Linked DNA regions of Homo sapiens: region 1 is linked to region 2. Evidence: chromatin loops called from intact Hi-C (ENCODE). Cell type or tissue: psoas muscle. All regions are shown on one strand. Links, peaks and the distances in the headings refer to the core of each region. The heading gives the core; the rest is flanking DNA. Region 1 overlaps ZNF827 (zinc finger protein 827). Region 2 has its middle 62 kb from the start of C4orf51.

Region 1 (5,000 bases), core at 1-5,000, 51 kb before region 2:
CTCATGCCTATAATCCCAGCACTTTGGGAGGCCAAGGCGGGCGGATCACTTGAGGGCAGGAGTTCGAGACCAGCCTGGTCAACATGGTGAAACCCCATCTCTACTAAAAATACAAAAATTAGCCAGGCGGGTGGTGGGTGCTTTGTAATCCCAGCTGCTCGGAAGGCTGAGGCATGAGAATCACTTGAACCCGGTGGGCAGAGATTGCAGTGAGCCAGGATCATGCCACTACACTCCACCCTGGGCGAGGGAGTGAGACTTAGTCTCAAAAACAAAAAACAAAACAAAACAAAAAAACACATAACATCTTGCCCCTGACTTGGCGTGACCCTGTGAGGACACCCCCAGTACATGGATCTCGAGGGAAGAAGCAGATTCACCTGCTGTCTGCCAGCCACTGACTGATTCTTGGGTGGTCTGGCAGGTACATGTGGTTCAGCAGCCTTGGCTAGACAGCAGAGTTTGCCATTTTTCAAAATCTTCACTTTGGAAGAAGAAATAAAGGTGCCAGTCTGCTTGAAAGCCCTGTCTTTGAAAACTCACTTTTTAACCCATGGTTTCTTGCCAAACCAATATTTGGGATATGGTGTTATGCAGTGTTTTGTTCTGCTGTGGATGTTGCTGGTTTACTTAACAGTAGAAACAGCTCTGTGAATTAGGTCTTGACAAGTAAAAACCTTTTCCATCGGCCTTTACTGGTGTTGGGTATGTATGTGCTATTTTTTTTTCTTCTGAGACAGGGTCTCGCCCTGTCGCCCGGGCTGAAGTGCAGTGGCCTTAACCTCCTGGGCTCAAGCAATTCCCATCCCATCCCATCCTATCCCATCCCCACCCCGCCCAGCCTCAGCTTTCTGAGTAGCTGGGACTACAGGCACACACCACCATACCTGGCTAATTTTTGTACTTTTTGTAGAGACAGGGTTTTGCCATGTTGCCCAGGCTGGTATCCAACTCCTAGGCTCAAGCAGTCTTCCCACCTTGGCCTCCCAAAGTGCTGGGATTGCAGGCTATGTGTGCTTTGAAAGTGACAAATGTAAATATCTCTAGATGTTTTACCTGACATTATCTCCTGTAAGACTAGAATGTGACCACATTTTCAGCTCAGAAGACACCAACAGGACATTGAGGCAAATTCACACGCTGAAAAAGCAGCCATACACTGTTGAAATCAGAATGTGGCACACTTCCAACTGGAGAAGGAGGATCTGTGAGTTCCCATATTAGTATTAAATGCAAAAATCTTTGTTCATGCAACATTAAGGTTACAAATGTTCACAGGCCAAAATCGGGAAATAGCAGAAAATAAGATTCTCATGGTGACATCTGTTCTCCGCTCTAGTACACGTTCCGTAAAACAGTGTATGGTTGAAGACCGATTAGTTCTGCAAAGCCTTTAGTATGTAGTGTGATTAAGAACCTGAACCTCAGCATGTGGGGAGGCAGGGGGATGAGGTGAAGAGGGAGCTGAGCTGAGACTGACTTCCCCCCAGTCAGAGTTTCACTGGAGGACCTTAGGCAAGCAATTAGCTTATCCACATCTCAAGTTCTCTATGAACTAGAAGGAATACTATGCCTTCTTCCAGTTCTCCCTAATTCACCAAAGATGAGGCAAAGATTCTGCTGAGGGAAGGTCTCCAAAGACCTTTTGAGGTTGAACTTTTAACATCAAAGTTAGAGGTAACAGCTTTCTGTTATGGGGTAGGAAAGTGTGATGGTTAATACTGAGTGTCAACTTGATTGGATTGAAGGATGCAAAGTATTGATCCTGGGTGTGCCTGTGTGTCTGTTGCCAAGGAGATTAATATTTGAGTCAGTGGGCTGGGGAAGGCAGACCCACCCTTAATCTGGTGGGTACAATCTAATCAGCTGCCAGCAAATATAAAGCAGGCAGAAAAACATGAAAAGGTAAGACCAGCCTAGCCTCCCAGCCGACATCTTTCTCCCATGCTGGATGCTTCCTGCCCTTGAACATCAGACTCCAGGTTCTTCAGTTTCGAGACTCAGACTGGCTCTCCTTGGTCCTCAAGCTTGCAGACAGCCTATTGTGGACCTTATGATAGTGTAAGTTAAAACTTAATAAACTCCTCTTTTTATATATATATAAGATATATATTATATATAAGTATATATAAGATATATATCATATATATATTATATATATATAAGAGATATATATATATATATCTCTTAGTTCTGTCACTCTAGGGAACCCTAATACAGAAAGGGTGCAGTGTGCACAGGCTGGGACTTCTCAGCCTTGTCTATGTGGAAGTTATTGACATTAAATTACATATGTCATGCATCCATGCATGTTTTCTCTTGCCTATAGCTAGTGGAATTTTAAGCAAATCCACAAATATTTATTGTCTATTATATTTAAGATCTATGTAATGAGAGAGGGTAGGAAGAGACACTTTCCAAGGTGGCCAAGTCATAATGCATGAGAAAAATCAACACACAAACAACCTACAGTAACAGGGCACGTAACTAGAATGTATTGCATTTCCACGCAAGAGTAAAGTAGTCCTGCCATATTTTGCAGTTTATTATTTGATCTTTCTCTAGTTTTATTTGTAGCCAAAATTTTACATTGATTTTTTAATTTAATTTATTTGAATTCCTTTTCAATTTGAAAATTGAAATGGAAGGAAGACATCTTTTTTAAATACAGGTACTTCTTTTGCTCAACTACTTTGGAGTTGAATTATTGAATATTATCTGTTGCTTAAAAATATCCCAAGCCAGGCGCAGTGGCTCAGACCTGTAATCCCAGCACTTTGGGAGGCCAAGACGGACAGATTGCTCGAGCCCAGGAATTCGAGGCGGCAGTTAGCTGTGACCATGCCACTGCACTCTAGCCTGGGTGACAAAGTGAGACCCTGTCTCTTAAAAAAAAAAATTATATATCTATTCCTAGGCTTTTGGATATATATATTTCTGGTTTGTGAGCCAAAAGTCCATTTCTCAATCCTGAAATGACAAACAGAAGTAGCTTAGATTTTTCATTTATTTATATTGACAGTAGTAATGCCATTTCTTTTTTTTCTTTTTTTTTTTCTTATGACAACTGAAAACAATAGGATGCCCTGACTTTCATATACAAATTCAGTAGTTCAAACTCTTTGTCAATAGGAGTAGGAGTAAATTTGCATCAGACCTTCTACACTCTTAACTCCATTCCATTCTATTCTTCAACAGGAACGTTGTGTTCACAGCAGCTAATGAGGTTGTATTTTGATCTGAGGCCATGAAATGCAGCAGCACTTGCCACCTAGGAAAGAGAAACATTTAACACATGGTATTGGCCTCCTTAGCACCAGGTCCAAAACGAGGTCACCATCTCATAGAAATCTTGAGGCCAGAAGCTCAGCCTCAAGGCTATCAGCCTTTATCTACTTTGTCATAGAAAGCAGAGGTTTTTGCAAAGAGGAATGACACATCCCATGGACACAGCTAGAATTGTGTGCAGTATAAGGGAAGCTGTAGAGTACATACGCTTCCTAGTTGGGCATCCTGGGTTTAATCCTGGCTGTCCCTCTTACCAGCTATGTAAGAACAAGCTGATTTCATAATCAATTCTGTGCCTTGATTTGTCTCATCTATAAAATGAGGATAATAATGAGGCCAACCTTAATCTTTTGTTAAGAGAGTTAAATGAAATTATATAAGTAAAACCTGTAGCCTTAGCACGGTGCCCAGAGTAAAATCAGTGCTAAATAAATCTTAGCTATTCGTATGTATAATTCCTCTTTCAGCTATACCTAAATCCAAAGTTTTCTTAACCATTAAAGAAAGTATATGTGTATTCAAATTATTGAGAATGATATAATAGAGATGGCCTATTTTATTTATATAAAAAATAAAATATTTGCCAACTATGCTACTTATTATTACTGGTAACTAATTATCAGTGCTGCCAATCATTATGACATACGTTCACAGGAAAATACTAATAATCCCTTTCCTCCTCTCCTAGCTAACAAAGTGGTATGGTCTAAATGTTTATGTCCCCCCATTTCAATTCATACATTAAAATCCTCACCCCTAAAGTGATGCTATGTAGAAGATGGAGCCTTTGGGAAGTGCTTAGGTCTTGGGAGTGGAGCCCTCATGACTAGGATTAGTGCCCCTATAAAAGAGGCCCTTATAAAAGACCCCTTGCCTCTTCTGCCATGTGAGGGTGGAGTGAGAAAGATGGCTGTCTGTGAGGAAGCAGGGCCTCCCCAGACACTGAATCTGCCAGTGCCTTGATCTTGGACTTCTCAGCCTCCAGAACTGTGAGAAAAACATTTCTGTGGTTTATAAGCCATCCAGTGTTTTGTTATAGCAGCCTGAATGAACTAAGACACACAGTATTTCCCAGTCCTGTGTCTGTGATTCCCTGCCTGAGGAAAAATAATTACATAAACCAACAAACAGAAACTCCCATCATATAAAAACATATAACTGCCTAATCAAATAGGTAGGATTTCTGGATGAAGGAGAAAAAATATTTGTGACCACTGTTGCCTTAAAATGTTAAATCTGCCATCAACTAACAAAAATGTTATAATGTGCTAAAACCCAAGGTCAGGAGAAAGGCAAAGTAGAATAGTTATATTTCCTGTTAATACAGAATTCAATAGGTTAGGAGCAGAGAAAGAGGAAGACTGAAAATTTGAAACTGGATGTAGTCACACAAGAATATTGCAGTGTCTGGGAGCTGATAAGGGCTTTAAGGAAATTTAGAAATCTTTAAAGGAATGATTGATATGATCAAGACTTGTCCATAAGAAAAGAAGACTAGAATAATTGAGGATACCAGTGGATTCCAATCTTAGTGAAGAGAACTGCAGAATCCCTAGAGGCTTACTTGAATAATATCTGGAAATGACTGTGACTTGAATTTTAAAAAGAAATATATTCAGTATTCTAAAAACTCTATAGGTGTGATGCATAGCACATTGCAACATTTCAGGAGTAAATTAACATTAAAATTTTAGTATTTTAGAAAGTCTGGA
Region 2 (9,742 bases), core at 2,616-7,615:
ATGCCTACTTTTACCACTGTTATTCAACATAGTACTGGAAGCCATAGCTAGAGCAATCAGACAAGAGAAAGACAGGGCATCCAAATTGGAAAGAAAGAAGTTAAATTATCCTTGTTTGCAGATGATAGGACCTTATATTTTAAAAAACCTAGACTCCACCAAAAAACTATTAGAACTGATAAATTCAGTAAAGCTGCAGAATACAAAATCAACGTACAAAAATCAGTAGCATTTCTATATGCCAACAGCAAACAGTCTGAAAAAGAAATTTAAAAAGGGATCCCATTTACAATAGCTACAAATAAAATGATACCTAGAAATTAATCAAAGAAGTGAAAGATCTCTACAATGAAAATTATAAAACCTTAATGCAAGAAATTGAAGAGGACACAAAAAAGAAAGGTATTCCATGTTTGTGGATTGCAAGAATCAATATTGTTAAAATGTCCATACTACCCACAGCAATGTACAGATTCAATGCAATCCTTACCAAAATACCAACAGCACTCTTCAAAGAAATAGAAAAAAAAAATTCTAAAGTGTATATAGAACCACAAAAGACCCAGAATAGCCAAAGCTATCCTGAACAATAAAAACAAAACTAGAGGAATTACATTATGTGACTTCAAATTACACTACATGGCTGTAGTAATCAAAACAGCATGGTACTGGCATAAAAACAGACCTACAGACCAATGGAACAAAATAGAGAACCAGAAACATGTCCAGGCATCTACAGTGAGCTCATTTTGACAAAGGTGCCAAGAACATACCTTGGGGGGAAAGATGGTCTCTACAATAAATGGCACTGGGAAAACTAGATATCCATATGCAGAAGAATAAAACTAGACCCTTATTTCTCACTATATACAAAAATCAAATAAAAATGGATTAAAGACTAGTATCTAAGATCTCAAAATATGAAACTAAAAGAAAACATTGGGAAAACTCTCCAAGACACTGGAGCGGGCAAAGATTTCTTGAGTTATACCCCACAAGCACAGGCAACTAAAACAAATATGGGCAAATGGGATCACATCAAGTTAAAAGCTTCTCCACACCAAAGGAAACAAACAAAGTGAAGAGATAACCCACAGAATGGGAGAAAACATTTGCAAACTACCCATCTGACAAGGGATTAGTAATCAGAATATATAAGGAGTTCAAACAACTCCATAGAAAAAAAATTATAATAATCTGATTTTAAAATGGGCAAAAGATTTGAATACATATTTCTCAAAAGAAGACATACAAATGGCAAACAGGTTTATGAAAAAGTGATCACTGATCATCAGAGAAATGCAAACCAAAACTACAATGAGATATCATCTCGCCCAAGTTAAAATGGCTTTTATCCAAAAGACAGGCAACAACAAATGCTGGTGAGGATGTAGAGAAAAGGGAACCCTAGTACACTGTTGGTGGGAATGTAAATTAGTACAACCACTATGGAGAACAGTTTGGAGGTTCCTCAAAAAACTAAAAATAGAGCCACCATATGATCCAGCAATTTCACTGCTAGGTATATACCCAAAGGAAAAGAAATCAGTATATTGAAGAGGTATCAGCACTTCCATATTTCTCACGCCACTGTTCACAATAGCCAAGATTTGGAAGCAACCTAAGTGTCCATCAACAGATGAAAGGATAAAGAAAATGTGGTAAATATACACAATGGAGTACTATTCAGCTATAAAGAAGAATGAGATCCAATCATTTGCAACAGCATAGATGGAACTGGAGATTGTTATGTTAAGTGAAATAAGCTGGACATAGACAAATTTGACATGTTCTTACATATTTGTGGGATCTAAAAGTTAAAACAATTGAACTCATGGAGATGGAGAGTAGAAGAATGATTACCAGAGTCTGGGAAGGGTTCTAGGGGGTTAGGGGGAAGTGGGAATGGCTAATGGGTACCAAAAAAAAAAAAAAAAATGAATGAATAAGACCTAGTATTTGATACCACAACAGTGTGTCTTATAGTCGATGATAATCTAATTGTACATTTTATAATAACTAAAAGAGAATAATTGGATTGTTTGCAACACAAAGGATACATGCTTGGGTGATGGATACCCCATTTACCCTGACGTGATTGTTATGCATTGCATGCTGCATCAAATTATCTCATCTACCCCATAAGTATATATACCTACTATGTACCCATTAAAATAATTGTTTAAAGACAAAATTTTTCATTTTTTCTTTGTTCTATTTAATATAAAAACAGATTGATGAAAATGTATGAAAAGAAAAACTAAGGGTCAAAGATATCTTATTAATCAGAATGAATACCTCCTTGCTCACCTTTTCTACAATTAAATAAATGGGCATAGCAATAGATTATCACCATAGATCATCACCATACTATTCGTCAAGGTCCCATCTCTCTTTTTTTTTTTTGAGACAGAGTTTCAATCTGTTGCCCAGGCTGGAGTACAGTGGCGCTATCTTGGCTCACTGCAAGCTCCGCCCACTGGGTTCACGCCATTCTCTTGCCTCAGCCTCCCGAGTAGCTGGGAATACAGGCGCCTGCCACTACACCTGGCTAATTTTTTGTAGAATTACTAATTTTTTTTTGTAGAATTGCTAATTTTTTGTAGAGACGGGGTTTTACCGTGTTAGCCAGGATGGTCTCGATCTCCTGACCTCGTGATCCACCCGCCTTGGCCTCCCAAAGTGCTGGGATTAGAGGTGTGAGCCACCGCGCCCAGCCAAGGTCCCATCTCTTTATGGCATCAGACAATAGACATAGTAGCAGCAATAGTGAAATATTCAAGAGTTGGGGTTACAATTAAATGGGCAGAGTAATAATTTCCTGCCGAAGGACTTAACAATTTGGTTTATCTGCCTGTGGATAAGAAGCTAAATGTGTACACGAATGATTTTGTATCACAGGATCCTTTGTTTAAATATAAGCCCTTCACATTACCCATAATCCATTGCCACCCTCATCATTATTCCCTATCCCTTTTCTTCAGAGCCCAAAGTTTCCATCCCAGTTGAACATATTCTAAAGCAAGTCCCAGCCTACCTTACCAACCATTTCTCCCCCCAAGATTCCCCCTCCACGCTAACCATGATCAATGTCTCCCTCTCTTTTTCATTTATTATTTAATGAGCAACAAATATATGGAAAATCGTGTGTTGGCAGCTGATAAGGAATGGAAATAAATAAGATACATTTCCCAGCTTTAAGGAGTTTACTAACCAATAGAAGAAATGCGTGTTTGAGCATATGCATTATAATACAAGGAAAAATACACATAAATTGCTGTGAAAATATTGAATAAAGAATGACAGATTCTAACTGTGGTGGGAGGAGGCATTATGGAGGATGTAGCATGCAAGCTGCAATCTAAAGAATGAGTGGGATTTCCATACACAGAAAAATTGGGGAGGGCATTCCAGATTGAGAGAACAGCTTGAGCAAAGGCAAGAAGGTGAGAAATTGCTTGGTGGATTCTGTTGTGCTAGAAGATTACAATGAAACCAAACAAAGACAGCTTGTGTAGGGCTTCAAATCCCTGTCAAGGAGACTGAATGCCTAAACTACTCTGTAGTTAGTAAGAGCTAACAAAAAATTTTGAGGCGAATGGCATGAATTAGATCTGCATTTTAGGAAGATAATTCTAGCAGCACTAAGAAAGTCCTATGGTTTGAATCTCCCAAAGTTCATGTGTTGAAAACTTAATCCCTAATGTAGCTGTGTTGAGAGACAGTACCTTGAAGAGGTGATTAGCTCATGTGGTCTTTGCCCTCAGAAATGGATTAATGCCGTTATCACAGGCATGGCTTTGTTATCTCAGGAGCAGGATCTTCATAAAAAGATGAGTTAAGCCCGCTTCCCCTTCTGTCTCTCATGTGTTCTCTTGCCCTCCCACCTTCTGCCATGGGATGATGCAGCAAGAAAGCCTTCACAAGATGCTGGCCCCTTGATCTTAGACTTTCCCACCTTTAGAACCATGAGCCAAATAAGTTTCTGTTTATTATAAATGATATAGTCTCGGGTATTTTGTTACAGCAACACAAAACAGACTAAGACAGAAGGGAAGACTCAAAAGGCAAAAAAGACAGAGATGAGGTATGTTCCAAATGTCCTAAACTGAAGTCATCATCTTCTCCCTTAAATCTGACCCTTACCATGTATTTCTTACTCCAGTAAGGGCACACCTATCCTCCAACTTACCTAACCTATAAAACTTGGGGTCAGCTTTGTCCCCTTCTAGCTCTCCTACTTCTTTTTCTTCCTCTTGCTCTTTGGATAGTTAATCCATCAAAGAGCTCTGTTTATTTTATCTGCCAAATATTTTTATGACTCTCTCCTGTCTTTTCCACTCTTAACATCCTTGTGCAGATTCTTAGCATCCTCACCAGGTGGATCACAATAGTTTCCTGTCTAGAAGAAAATGCTCTGGCTGGGCGTGGTGGCTCACGCCTACAATCCCAGCACTTTGGGAGGCCGAGGCGGGTAGATCATGAGGTCAGGGGTTTGAGACCAGCCTAACCAACATGGTGAAACCCCGTCTCTACTAAAAATACAAAAAAATTAGCTGGGCGTGGTGGCGGGCGCCTGTAATCTCAGCTACTCAGGAGGCTGAGGCAGGAGAATTGCTTGAACCCGGGAAGTGGAGGTTGCAGTGAGCTGAGATCGTGCCACTGCACTCCAGCCTGGGCGACAGAGCAAGACTCTGTCTCAAAAAAAAAAAAAAAAAAAAAAAAACAAGAAAAAGAAAATGCTGTCGTGTAGAAAACTGAAAATGTATTCCAAAGCTCAGAAGAAAGTTCATGATGAGACTTGTTGGAGCAAAGATGACATTTGAAGACAGTGGAGAGGGTGGTAACACCATGGAAGAAACAGCAGCAGCAGCAACAACAGCAAAAACAAAGGCACCAATGACAGAACCTTAGGAGATGGCTTTAATGGAGGAGAAGAAAGAGGAGGAGTTGTCAACACATGAGAATGAGAAGAAACAGAGAAGCCAGAGACAAGCACAACATTGCTAGAGAACCCAACGGTAGAGAGACTTTTATGTGAAATCATACAGAAGGATGAGTAGAGTGAGGCTGAATCTCATAGCCTGTATCAATTTGATGGCCATTGGTGATCTTTAAGGATGCAGATTCAATGACAGGTTAGAAGTGGAAGCTAAATTCCAGTAGGTTACAGAATGAGTAGATGGTGAGATGCTGGCAACAAAGAGAAAAGTCTACCCTTGTATTGAGTTTAGTACTGAAAGAAATAAAGTTAATGCAGCCAGGCATGGTGGCTCATGTCTGTAATCTCAGCACTTTGGGAGGCCGAGGCAGGCGGATCACTTGAAGTCAGGAGTTTGAGACCACCCTGGCCAACATGGTGAAACCCAGTCTCTACTAACAACAACAACAAAAATTAGTTGGGCATGGTGGCAGGCGCCTGTAATCCCAGCTACTCAGGAGGCTAGGCAGGAGAATCACTTGAGCCTGGGAGGCAGAGGTTGCAGTGAGCTGAGATCGAGCCACTGCACGCCAGCCTGGGCGACAGAGTGAGACTCTGTCTTTAAAAAAATAAAAAAGAAAAGAAAAGAAAAAAAGAAAGTTAATGCATCCTAGCTCTCGCCAAAAGACCCCAAAGCTTTCCTTCTCTCTCAGGGAAATCTAACCTTTTCCCACTCCCTACTTCACATTCCTTTGAAGAAGAGTAAACTAGTGGCATTATAATCTCCAGCCACACTCCAAACTAATTTTCCATATCTTTTTCTATCAAGTCACCCTTTGAAGTGTAGGCCATCCATCTTCATACCATCCCTACTATTGCTGCCCACCAGGACCAGTTTCTGTTAGCCAAATATCCACAGGAAAAGAGGGCTACACAGATAAAATTTAGTACCTCGTCTCCTAAATACAAAGAGTCCAAAAAAGTTTTAAAATAAAAAAAGGTCAAAGGATGAAAAGTCGCCCTACCCCTCACCCCTCTGCTGTGGCAAGAGTTATAAAATAAGTATTCTAGACTGGAAAAATGAAGGATTAGAAGGGAATATGATCAGCCTCTAAGAAAACATGATGGATACGGCCAGAGAGCCCCAGACTCAGCCACCAAATTCCGGAATATTACAGCTAAAAGGTAAACCTTGAAGTTTCAAAGAGATTGTTTATGTTGGAGCCCTGGTCTCTGTTACCCTGACAAACTATCCTTTTCTGATGCATTGCAAGCCTGACCTTTGTGAGGAGGAGGAGGGGATCTCAAATTCTAGGCTGGACACCACTTCAGCCGTGGAGACAGCTGCAGCTCCATAATCCTCCCCACACTCACTGCTACCTCACCAATGGGAAAAAAAATCACCCTCATCAGATAGAATGGGAGGAAAGGTACTGGGTTTTATGAGATAGAAATGAAATAATCTGTTTTTTATTAACTATCATGAGAAAATTATTAGTTCATGCCAGAATCACAAATATAAACATTATCATATTGAAAGCATTTACTCTGAAGGAGACCATCTGGCAAAGCCTTGCAGACCACACTTTGAGAGGCAGAGCATGTGTCGCCATGGTGGGCTCTTCCATTAAAGCGGCAAATCCAGAAGAAGTGAAAATTTAAGGGTTTTGAGGGGAGTACTTTGCAGTAATGACATCTGCTAGATACTTGTCACATGTTCTCTAGAGGTGGACCTGCTTTTACAAATGCTGTTTTATGAAAACCTGTATTTTCAAAACAAGGGGTGGTTATTATTCAGAATCCCTCTCTTTAAAAGTGGGTTTTTCCTTGGGCACTGAATTTCAGAAGGGTATTTATATAATGTATAGAGCATTAACTGTTTAACATAAAGGTTGGAGAAAAGATGAAGGGGACTGTAGGAAACCCGATGAGTTAGGAGCCACAATTAATTACAGATTAACCAAAAATGGAAAATATAGCATTTGAAATTATAAAGTAAATGCATAGTTCTTTTGTAAAATGCAGTTTTGAAAACCTCACATTGTCACTTTTTTTTATTTTTTGTCTTTTTTTTTTTTTTTTTTTTTTTTTTTTTTTGCAGAAAGGGAGAGATAGCTATAATTTGGAAAGCATTTCACCCTCTCTGGATACAGATAGAGCCCTAGTTACATACAAAGTGAAGGAAACTTTACATTCCAGAAAAGAAGAAATGCTGATGGCAACTCTAAGAAATGCCTGACTCCCTTGAAGATCCACGTGAACGGTTTTCACCTGGCTTGCTTCCAATGTCAGCGGACTCTGAACTTAACGTTTGTTTGCATCTTCTGCCTTCATTTGCTCAGAGATGCTATTGCTGGTTGAATACCAGTTCCACGTTGAGCCTTTCCCAGATCTCCCTCCTCTAGGTCACACTGCATCCCCACATACTCAGGCAGAGACTATGCATATCTCAAAATCTAGTGAGAGTAGCAGCATCTAACAACTAGGAGCTCAATAGTTGTCAGGGGTGTTGGGCCTCAGCGACTCTATCTCTACCTTTTAGTCAGGAGAGTAATTCAGATTATACAGGCTGCATATGTTTACTGTCTCATCATATCAAACACTTTAGTGTGGATATTAGAAGTAGAGGAAAAAGCTCTCAAATAATTCAAATCTCCTGGGAGAATTTGGACTCTCAATAATTATTCTATTGTCCTTATACTTTTAAAAGTTTAACAATTGTTTTTAGTGCTTTCTAAAAGATAATACATGCACATGATAAAATAAAAGCCAATTCAATGATTATGTTTCAAGAAGAGAGTGAAAAGTCATAATATGATTTTGTTTGTATCTCCTGCCTTCATTTGTTCAGAGATGCTATTGTTGGTTGAATATCAGTTTGTGTTTGAGCCTTTCCCAAATCTTGACGCTCTGTGCCACACATTAACTTCTATGGGTGGACCAAGACAATCTATGGGATGAATTCCTCAGTCTGGAGTAGTAAACTTCTGGGGAGGTAAGCAGAGCTTCGCATTCTGGATCTCAAGCTAAGAGTCCTAAATTGCTATAACTTTGGTCACTGCACAGTCTTTTCTGACCAAATCTATAATCTATACATGACAACTCATCTGGTGAGAAATTATATTACTAAATGAGTGGACAAAGTATTTGTGTATGCTTCTTATAAGCTATTAGCCATAAAAGAAAGTGTTTAGGTAGGTCGATGACAAATGACTAAGAGAAAGAGAGTTGTAGAGAAACAGCAAGACTTTAGAGCATCTAACTCCATCTCATTCTGTAAAAGAATCTTTCATTATGTAAAAAGAAACTGTAGCCTGGACAGTGTGAGGGAAGGGAAGGGACAAGGACAGAATGAAAGAAGGCTATTTGCCTAATCATTAAAAAAATAATAATTGCTGGCCAGGTGCAGTGGCTCATGCCAGTAATCCCAGGACTTTGGGAGGCCAAGGTGGACAGATTGCTTGAGCCCAGAAGTTTGAGACCAGCCTGGGCAACATGGTGAAACCTCATCTCTACCAAAAATACAAAAAATTAGTCGGGCGTTGTGGTGCCCACCTGTGGTTCCAGCTACTCGGGAGGCTGAGGTGGGAGCATCACTTAAGCCCAGGAGACAAAGGTTGCAGTGAGCTGAGATCATACCACTGCACTCCAGCCTGAGTGACAGAGCAAGACCCTATCTCAAAATAATAATAATAATTGATTATATAATTCATATTAATTTAAAGTAGTCTTATGGTTCAGTCTTGTGGTTTAGTATCAAATCACAGATACAACAGTCCCACAGAAAAAAAATATAATTAACACCAACTTAGGTCTTAGTTTCTTCATAAAACACCAAAGAAGGGAGTGTGTGTGTGTCTATATATATATATATATATGTTTTTTTTCGAGATAGAGTCTCGCTCTGTCGCCCAGGCTGGAGTGCAGTGGTGCGATCTCAGCTCACTGCAACCTCCACCTCCCAGGTTCAAGCAATCCTCCTGCCTCAACCTCCTGAATAGCTGGGATTCCAGGTGCCTGCCACCACTCCTGGGTAATTTTTGTGTTTTTAGTAGAGACGGGGTTTCACCATATTGGTCAGGCTGGTCTTGAACTCCTGACCTCAGGCAATCCACCTGCCTAGGCCTCCCAAAGTGCTGGGATTACAGGCGTGAGCCACTGAGCCCTGCTGGGAGTATATTTTTAATATGCATCCAAAGAGCTTAAAAAGTCTTCTTTACACATTTTTCTCTATCAAGGATGTGCTCCAGCAGGAACCAACTAACAATGAATCTCTCCAAGCCTTACTCTCTTGCTCTCTCTATAACCCCTTAAAATTCCTCCCAACACTCAAGCCACACAGTTTCTTTCCTTTCTTCCTCAGCATTTTACTATACAGATGAATTTAACCTGTCTGGTTTCCACCCCATATTTTAGAACATGAACACTCAGATTGAAAGAGCCTATCATTACCAAGCAGGATAAACTTTAAAAATAAATTCATACATAGTGATATCAAAACAAAACTCCAGAGCATTGAGGTGAAAAAGGCAATCCTAAAAGGTACAAGAGGATACAGAGGATTATCTACGAAGGAGTGAGAGTCAGATCAAAAGGATACTGCTCATCAACCAAAGCAGTCTCAAGAAAATGATGGAATAGCTTAGAAATGCTCAGGAAAAATCAATTTGAACTTAGAGTTCTATAACAAGCCAAGCTAACATGCAGAGAGAGAGAGCAAAATATCTTCTCAGACATACAAGCCCTTAGAAAAATGTATTACCCACTCTGATGGAGAAGGGAGGAAAAGCAAAAGAAAATCTACCAAAGATGTGCTCCAGC

The links. Peaks named below come from ENCODE experiments on the same cell type or tissue, not always from the same donor. Only the 100,000 strongest peaks of a DNase experiment are listed, where the experiment ranks them.
Region 1: a loop joins it to region 2, with 2.9 times the contacts of the local background. A loop is called at or near these places in 31 of 110 quality-filtered maps.

Annotation. Positions count from the first base shown.
Region 1 is chr4:145,790,433-145,795,432 of GRCh38, reverse strand. All of the region lies in intron 8 of ZNF827 (zinc finger protein 827), which reads left to right. It also overlaps a transcript of C4orf51 not described here. Among named protein-coding and RNA genes, the nearest start is that of C4orf51, 110 kb to the right of the region's middle. In psoas muscle, for the core only: no CTCF peak of the experiment used is centred there; no DNase peak of the experiment used is centred there; H3K27ac peaks cover 1,413 bases.
Region 2 is chr4:145,737,517-145,747,258 of GRCh38, reverse strand. It overlaps a transcript of C4orf51 not described here. Among named protein-coding and RNA genes, the nearest start is that of C4orf51, 62 kb to the right of the region's middle. In psoas muscle, for the core only: no CTCF peak of the experiment used is centred there; no DNase peak of the experiment used is centred there.